Linked DNA regions of Mus musculus: region 2 is linked to region 1. A link is a contact called in ENCODE Hi-C or POLR2A ChIA-PET data. All regions are on one chromosome and are shown on one strand. The core of a region is the stretch at or near the end of the contact, and the rest is flanking DNA. Distances in the headings are between cores, read along the strand shown. Region 1 holds the start of Rps6 (ribosomal protein S6). Region 2 holds the start of Kncn (kinocilin).

Region 1 (3,687 bases), core at 545-3,044:
TCTATGTCCCAGAGGTGACAAATACGAGAGCCAGTCATCAGTAAGTCCAAAACACCAGCTTAGAACCCGGTCTCTCCAAAATCCTCTCCTGCAAGTTGTCCTCTAGCCCCTACATATACATCAAGTGCTTTAAAGGATTTTCAAATGTATTAAAATGAGAATGCCTTCGTAATCTCAGAATCCTGGCCATTCCTAACCCCAAAGCCATGAACATAAAGTCTGGTAAGCCAGACTCCGGGCTGGCAAGCAAAGCTGCAGCAGTAGCACAATACACCCCCCCCCCAAATCCATTACCTTCTTTGTTTAAGGGCTTCCTGACAACATACTGGCGGACATCATCTTCTTTGGAGAGATTAAAAAGCTTGCGGATTCTACTAGCCCTTTTAGGTCCCAACCGACGAGGCACAGTAGTGTCTGTCAGTCCAGGAATATCCTTCTCTCCTTAAAGAAACAATCAAAATAGAGACATTAAATGTTTATCACTTGGGAAACAACTTCTTGGGCCAATGCCCACTACCTAGGAGGCAGATCTCTCTCAATAAACAAGCAAGCAAGCTTCAACAAAAGCCTCACCTTTCTTTACAATGACCAAGTTGAGAACACTGAGATTAGCGTCCACAATGCATCCACGAACAGACTTGCGCTTCCTCTCTCCAGTTCTCCTTGGCCTGTAACAGGAATGCCCCTTACTCAACAGCAGGCGCACTCTGCCATGGGTCAGAACACCTTGCTTCATGGGAAAACCTTGCTTGTCATTCCCACCGCTGATCCGGACCACATAACCCTGCGTTGAACATAAAATAACAACATTTTACTAGTTCAGTTCCAACCTACTAAGTGCAGGTTCTTAACCTCTTAGGTTCAACACCCGACTAGGGAGAATAACTGAGACCAATTTCAACCACTCACGTTTTGTCTCCGTTTCCAACTAAGGTAAACTAGCCATCTCTCTCCTTTTGACTTACCCTGACTACCCCGGTTTTACTAGCATGAACATGAAAGGCTTTTTTTAAGACCCTGAATTCCGTACGGCAAGCAAGAAAGAAGCATGTCCTTTCGGCCCATTTCCCCAAACTTGGTTCTATTAATGAAACTTAACCCAAAACAGCCCTTGCGCTCGCCAAGCTGGGACATGGATGCCGGTAACAACCTTACCTTCCACTCTTCACCAAGAGCATCAGCGGCTACTTCCGTGGCCATGCGCTTCTCATAGAAGGTGCGGAGCTTGCGCTCGTCATCCACCTCGATGAGCTTCTGACAGCCGGTGGCGGGGAAGGAGATGTTCAGCTACAGTTTTAAAGGGGGACAAGAGAGAACCTTAGGGACCCAAGCCGGGCCGACAACGCAGGGCGTCCGAGGCTCGGATCCCACGCCCGGCAAAGCGCCGCATCCACGGGACATTTTACAGGAGCTCTGTGGGATGCTGAGGACGCCGGGCGACCCTCAAGACCTCCGCTAGCAGAGTGGCGAGGGCTCGAGAGCCGCAAGGCTGCCAGCCGCGAGCGGGGCTTCGGGACCGCGCGTGCCGGGCCCGGAGCCGGGCGCCGCTATGGCGCTACGTCCACCGCGGCGGCGCTGCAATCGCCCGCCATCCGCTCTCCCAGAGCGTCCCAGGGCCGCCAAAACGAGTTCCCTCCCGCCTCGGATCCTTCTCCACTTAGTGCGGGACTTATGCGAGCCTGGGACCGAGGCCGTGCCGCACGCTCGGGCTCGGGCGGCCTCACTCGGCCCTGGCCGGGGACGCCTACCTTCATCTTGACACAGCCGAGCGCCTGGGAGGCGTCACGAAAAAGAGGCCCGACTTCCGCTTAACCCAGGGCACATAGCGCTCTAAGTTCTCGCGAGAACAGCCGGCGGAAGTGACTTTAGAGGGGCGTTACTTCCGGGCGTAGATTAACTAGACTATGGAGAGGCCGGTTTGCAGCGAGCTGTCATTTTAGCTTCCTGGACCTTCCTGGTGACGGGGTCTGTCGTTTATCACCGGGGTTAGCCGCTTCCAGACTGGTCTACTGAGGAGCCGAATCTCCGTTTGCGACCCTGGTTTCTAGTAGTACCTAAAATGGGAAAGCACGACCGGAATTGTCGCCCTGGCTGTCAGGTCCCTCATCCGTACAGAAGATTTCCAATCCGGGATCTTGTCCTGATCCCAGCGATTGAGTGGCTCCTGTAGTCGCCGGACCGCAGAGGCTAAGCAGTCACGTTTACCCAGCACAGACATCTATCGTATGCCTCAGAGTCTTGAGCCTCTCTGCTTTCGCTCTTCTTCTGCCAAAATTGTCCCTTTTGTGGCTGGGCTGGGGGTGACAACTCAGATTGGAAATTGAGCCTCGGGGCTCATCACTGAGCGGCACCGTCGTTGTCAGCTCTTTTTTCAAAACACAAATTAACACCATTTCCATGCTTGTTTACTGCAGTCACACACAGTTCTGTTCAAACTCGTCTTTTGTTTTTCTGAGACTGTCTTTGTATAAAACCCTGGCTGTTCTGAAAGTCTCTATGTACATCATACCCATCTGCTCACCACTGTCACCAATTTCTGTCTCTAAAATTTTGAGTAAGTCCATCATGTGATGGAATCAAATGGAAGTTGTCTTTTTATAACTGGCTGGCTTCACTGAGTGCAGTCTTCAAGTTTATATTTTTCTTCCTTTTAAAGGCGCGTGTGTGTGTGTGTGTGTGCGCGCGCGTGCGCGCGCGCGCGATCACATTTTGTGTGTTGATTTTCTTGTTGAACATTTTTGTTGCTTTATACAATATCCTTGGAAGTATGGCTGCCTGCCTCTGCCCTCAGACATCAGAAGGGGTCTGATCCCTTTGAATTGGAGTTACAGATGGTTGTCAGCTGCCATGAAGGTTCTGGGAATTGAATGCTGGTCCTCTGGAAGCCCAGCTACTAGTCTTAACCACTGAGATGTCTCTCCAGACCCTGTGACCTATTTTTAAATTTTGGATTGTTAGACCTGCCATTGGTGATGCCTGCTTCTAACCCTGGCACTATGGAAACAGGCAGGACGGCTGTCACAAGTTCTTGCCAGCTTGGACTATATAGTAAATTCCAGGGTAGGCAGAAATACACAGTGAGAGCCTGAATCAAACATGCACACAAGTGAGAGAGGGGTTGGAGGAGCTTGCATGTGATACTGAGGTATCTGAAGGCAGGCTTTCACCTTGCAGCCCAGGCTGATGTCAAACTCCACGGTGTTGCTGGGGGATGACTCCTGATCCTGGAGCTTTCACCTCTCAAGTGCTGAGATTATCATAGGCCTGTGCCACCGCAATCTGATCTTAAAGACTGGTCCCTGTTTATTTTAGTTCTTGTATTAGGTCAGTGGTCCACTTGGAGTTTTGTTTTTTAAACCAAGTCTTACTGTGTTGCCTAGGCTGGCCTCTTGGCCTCTGTACTTGAACAGTCCTTTTACAGCCTTCCAAGTGGCTGGAACTACAACACATGCCATTGAAATCTGCACAGTGGTCATGCTCATATGTCTCTCCAACAGTAGACTCGCCTCCTCCTTTCCCATGTAGGTATGTAGTTGTTCCGGCAGTGCATGTGATGGGAGCGCTCTCCACACACTTGACCTGACCCTTTGGTTTGTTATGGCTGTCCAGTGCCAGGTCACACTAGTTTTGTTTTTGTTTTTTGAGACAGGGTTTCTCTGTTTAATCCTGGCTGTCCTGGAACTCACT
Region 2 (3,700 bases), core at 838-3,337, about 29 Mb after region 1:
AATGTTCTTGAATCTGGCTTGAGGTACAGTTCCTAGGAGAGGTGCCTGATGTAAGACAGAGCAAGTGGTGAAGGCCAGCCCAGCCCCAGGGCATCTGTCTTGATGACAGTGTGGGAGAGCCACTCGAGCTTGGGACCTGTTTAGCCCCTCCCCCACACTGTAAAGCAAGAGAAGACTATTGCTAGAGATGGGGCTTACTTGATGCCCTCTTCCCTGATGACTTAAGGTGGAGACGTAGGGCCAAGCCCAGAGCTCCATCCTATCCTTTATCCAGAAGCTTCAGCCAGGTCTCTGTAGCATAGCATTCTGCAGAGTGTGAGGCTGGTAAGCCATGCAACTGGGAGGGGGGTTGTGGAAAGAGGAGGAGCTGTGAGGTCTAGACTTGTCCAAACCCAGAAAAATTCCATCCTGAGACCAGCGGGTGCAGGACTGTTTCATCCCTGCTCTGGACCTGCATGACCTCCATGCAACCCCCATCTCTGCCACCCTTGAGGTAGTCATGAAGCCTGGTGGCCAGGCTCCAGGTTAAACTTCCTCTCACCTTATAGGGACTTGTCTAGGAAGCACCTGGAATTCCTCTTCATGCAAATGAAGCATTCTCCAGCACCTCAGCCCCAGCCAATGATGTACATTCATCCCCAAACCCCCTGCCCACTCCCTAAGGTTTATATAGCCCTTATCCCCACCCCCAGTAAAGAGTTGTTCCACTGAAAGTTGTCTCTGGAGAAGGCGTTAACCCCAACCAAGATCCTGCCTAACCCACCAGCCCCAGGTAAACTTCACTCCTGCCCAGCCCACTGCATGGATACCCAGAGGGGAGAAACAGACCAGGATCCAAAGCAGAGTTCACAGTCTCCAAAGAAAGCAGAACAAAGAAGAGGAGGGAGCCCTTCAGGCGGGATGGCAGAACAGCCCAGGCATGGTCAGGAAGGCTGCACAGGAATGGCTGTCCATGTAGGTCTTGAGGGACAAGGAGAGGTTTACTAGACAGCAAGCACCAGGCAAATGCTCAGCAGGGAGAAGGAAAAAAGAGCTTGAGGAAGGAGAAGCAGTGGAGAGAGGGGATTGTGAGGCTGATGGAGACCGAAGGCCTGGTAGTGAGAAATGAGCAATGGAAGGGAGGCCTGGGGATTCAGTGCAGGGTAATGTGGCTTTGAGAAGTGTCCCCAGGTTAGAGAAGGGAACAGGTCTGTGCTGGAGGACTGGGAATACCCTGATCCATATAGATTCAGGGAATGCAATTATTGATGAGGGTTGGAGCTAGGCTCTAGGAAAGAGGGATGGGAATCAGGACTGGACTTGTTTGTGCTACTACTGCTCAGGCTTAGTTGGGTTGGTCCTCCAAACAGGATGACCATGTCAGCCAGGCTGGCTAGAGGTCCTCAAGCTAAAAGGTCCCTACCATGTCCCAGTTTCATGACACTTCTTGCCCAGTCCCTCTGTCCAGCCCTACCCTACCCAGCTGGCTCTTCCCAGCCAGGAATTGCCAGGGTTTAGCCTTTCCTCCTACTAGAAGCTTAAATGGGGTGGTACCAATGCCTACCTGAGATAAATGGGATGTCTTAAGATCAAGGCTTAGGTTAAGAGCTCTCAGCCTTACCTAGGCCCAGCAGCTGACAGAACAGTTGGAGAAGCATGGGAGGCACCGGGAAGAGTAGACCTGGAGGACTACCCCTCCTTCCATGTTTCCAAGCAGGGCCCCAGGTGCACCGCTACGCCAAGGGGCAGAGACCAGCAGGGTCAGCCTTGAGCATGTGACTGGGGAGTCTCCTCACATCCTTACCCTCTGAGCTTCATACGAAGCCATAAGCCCAGCCTTCCTGCTCAGGAACCAACAGTGGAACCTAGGCTGCCTGCCCACTGGACCCTGGGGATGCAAACAGAAGCTCATATTGCAGGCTCATGAATAACTCATCACCTGCTTGCTGCCTGTACCTCCGAGAAACCTGTTTCCTAGGCCTGCCCCTGACCCCCGCCTTGCATTTCTTTAAACTTTAATAGGCCCAGGCTCCAAGGCAACTGAGCAGGGTCGACAGAGCTGGCAAAGTTGAGCAAGAGAACTTGGGCCCAGCTCCCTGAGATCCTAGGTGACAGCTGACAGAGGAGGACCCCATGAGGCAGACCCACGTCACTAGAACCCTGGCCAAAGTGGAAATGTGGCCAGGCAGGAACCCCCAAAGTGGTTTCTGGCCGCAGAGCCCTTCACAAAAGGAAGAGTAAACTGGGGTGTTGAGGTCAAGCTAGGCCTCCGGGCCCCTGGAAAACTGTGGGATAAGGTTGCAGATAAATCCCAGGCCCAGACCGGCCTAAAGACTTACAGCCCAAAAGTTTCCACCCTGGGTGTGGCGTCCCAACAAGGAAGCATCCATCCAAGAAGTCCAAGACTCCCAGGAGGCCTGGAAGCAGCGCCCCAGGGTAGACCTGCATGGACATCCCCATCAGCACCAGAGACTTCCGCTGCCTGCAGCTGGCCTGTGTGGCCCTCGGCCTGGTGGCCGGCAGCATCATCATCGGTGTCTCCGTGTCCAAGGCTGCTGCTGCTGTGGGTGGTATCTTCCTTGGTGCTGCTGGGCTTGGTGAGCAAACACAAGCTGAGGCAGAGGGAGGGGATTTTTCTGGGAAGCAGGGGTCTGGTGAGGTGAATAAGAGGTGAAGGGCTTGGCTGGTCAGTGGTTGGAGAGAATGAAAGCCTAAGAAGTTATAAACAGTGCAGCCTCGGCGTGCAGGAAGGAGAGCTGGCTGCGGGCTGGTTGAGTGAGTGTGCTGGGAGGGCAAGGGAAGACGGGTTGGTGTCCAACACCTTTACCTGGTGGGATCTTGCGTTTGTAGCAGGATTCATCAACCTAGATGGAATGGGGTGATAGAGTCCTGTAAAACAAGACAGCTCAGACAAGACTCTCCTCCATTGAGTCAACAGCAAGCAGCTGTCTGTCTGTCTGTCTGTCTGTCTGTCTGTCTGTCTGTCCTGGTCAGGCCCATTGATGTAGAATGCCACCTCTCACCCTACGTCCCTGTCCCAGGAGAGCCTGAAGCTCCATATCTTTAAACACTGAATGCCAGGAGCATTCAATCTGGGAGGACAGCAGGGCAGGTCCCCTCCCTGTGGCTTCCTGACCATCAGGTTTGAGTGGAGAGGAGCAGCAGTGGAGCCTAGAAGGCCACACTAGAGGTCTTGGAAGAGAGAGAGCTGGAGATGGAAGGGGAGGGGGCAGTGGGATTGGTGTTACCTGGCCCAGTTCTAGCCAAGGATGGTAAGTGACCAATCTGCTTTACCTGAGCAGAGCCTAGAGCCAAGAGCCTGCAAACCTGTGGCCTGCATAGCATGTAGCTCCTTCCCCAGATAGGTACTGAATCCCCATCCAGAGCTGAGTGCTGGGGAGACACACATACACACACACACACACACACACGCGCGCGCACACACCTCCAATTTGCACCCCCACAGTCCCTGATCCTTTGTTTCTGTGCCTCCTACATCACCTTCATAAACAAACCACCCACCCCTACCTCCTACATCTCACACCAATCAGGCCTTCCCCATCACAGCATCCTCTGTGTCCCTCCTCAGGGCTCCTCATCTTCGCCTACCCCTTCCTGAAGGCTCGGTTCAACCTGGACCACATCCTACCTGCCATAGGTGAGCATTTCCTCCCCCACAAACCCTTTGTGTACAAACCTGTGAGTGACTGTCAGTGAGCAT

Evidence for each region. A loop is a pair of places that touch in the nucleus more often than their neighbours do. ChIA-PET counts read pairs that join two places held with the same protein, here RNA polymerase II (POLR2A).
Region 2: POLR2A ChIA-PET joins it to region 1 with 12 read pairs in embryonic stem cell. The contact joins the promoter of Kncn here to the promoter of Rps6 in region 1. A Hi-C loop is called at or near these places in 1 of 37 maps with a recorded cell type or tissue (T-helper 17 cell). POLR2A ChIA-PET finds 5 or more read pairs at or near these places in 1 of 5 experiments (embryonic stem cell).

The regions. Positions count from the first base shown.
Region 1 is chr4:86,855,573-86,859,259 of GRCm38, forward strand. Rps6 (ribosomal protein S6) reads right to left here and starts at 1,795. Exons shown (of 5, transcript NM_009096.3): 1 at 1,749-1,795; 2 at 1,156-1,287; 3 at 574-784; 4 at 295-441. The coding sequence starts at 1,754.
Region 2 is chr4:115,882,313-115,886,012 of GRCm38, forward strand. Kncn (kinocilin) reads left to right here and starts at 2,088. Exons shown (of 4, transcript NM_001039124.4): 1 at 2,088-2,576; 2 at 3,569-3,637. The coding sequence starts at 2,426.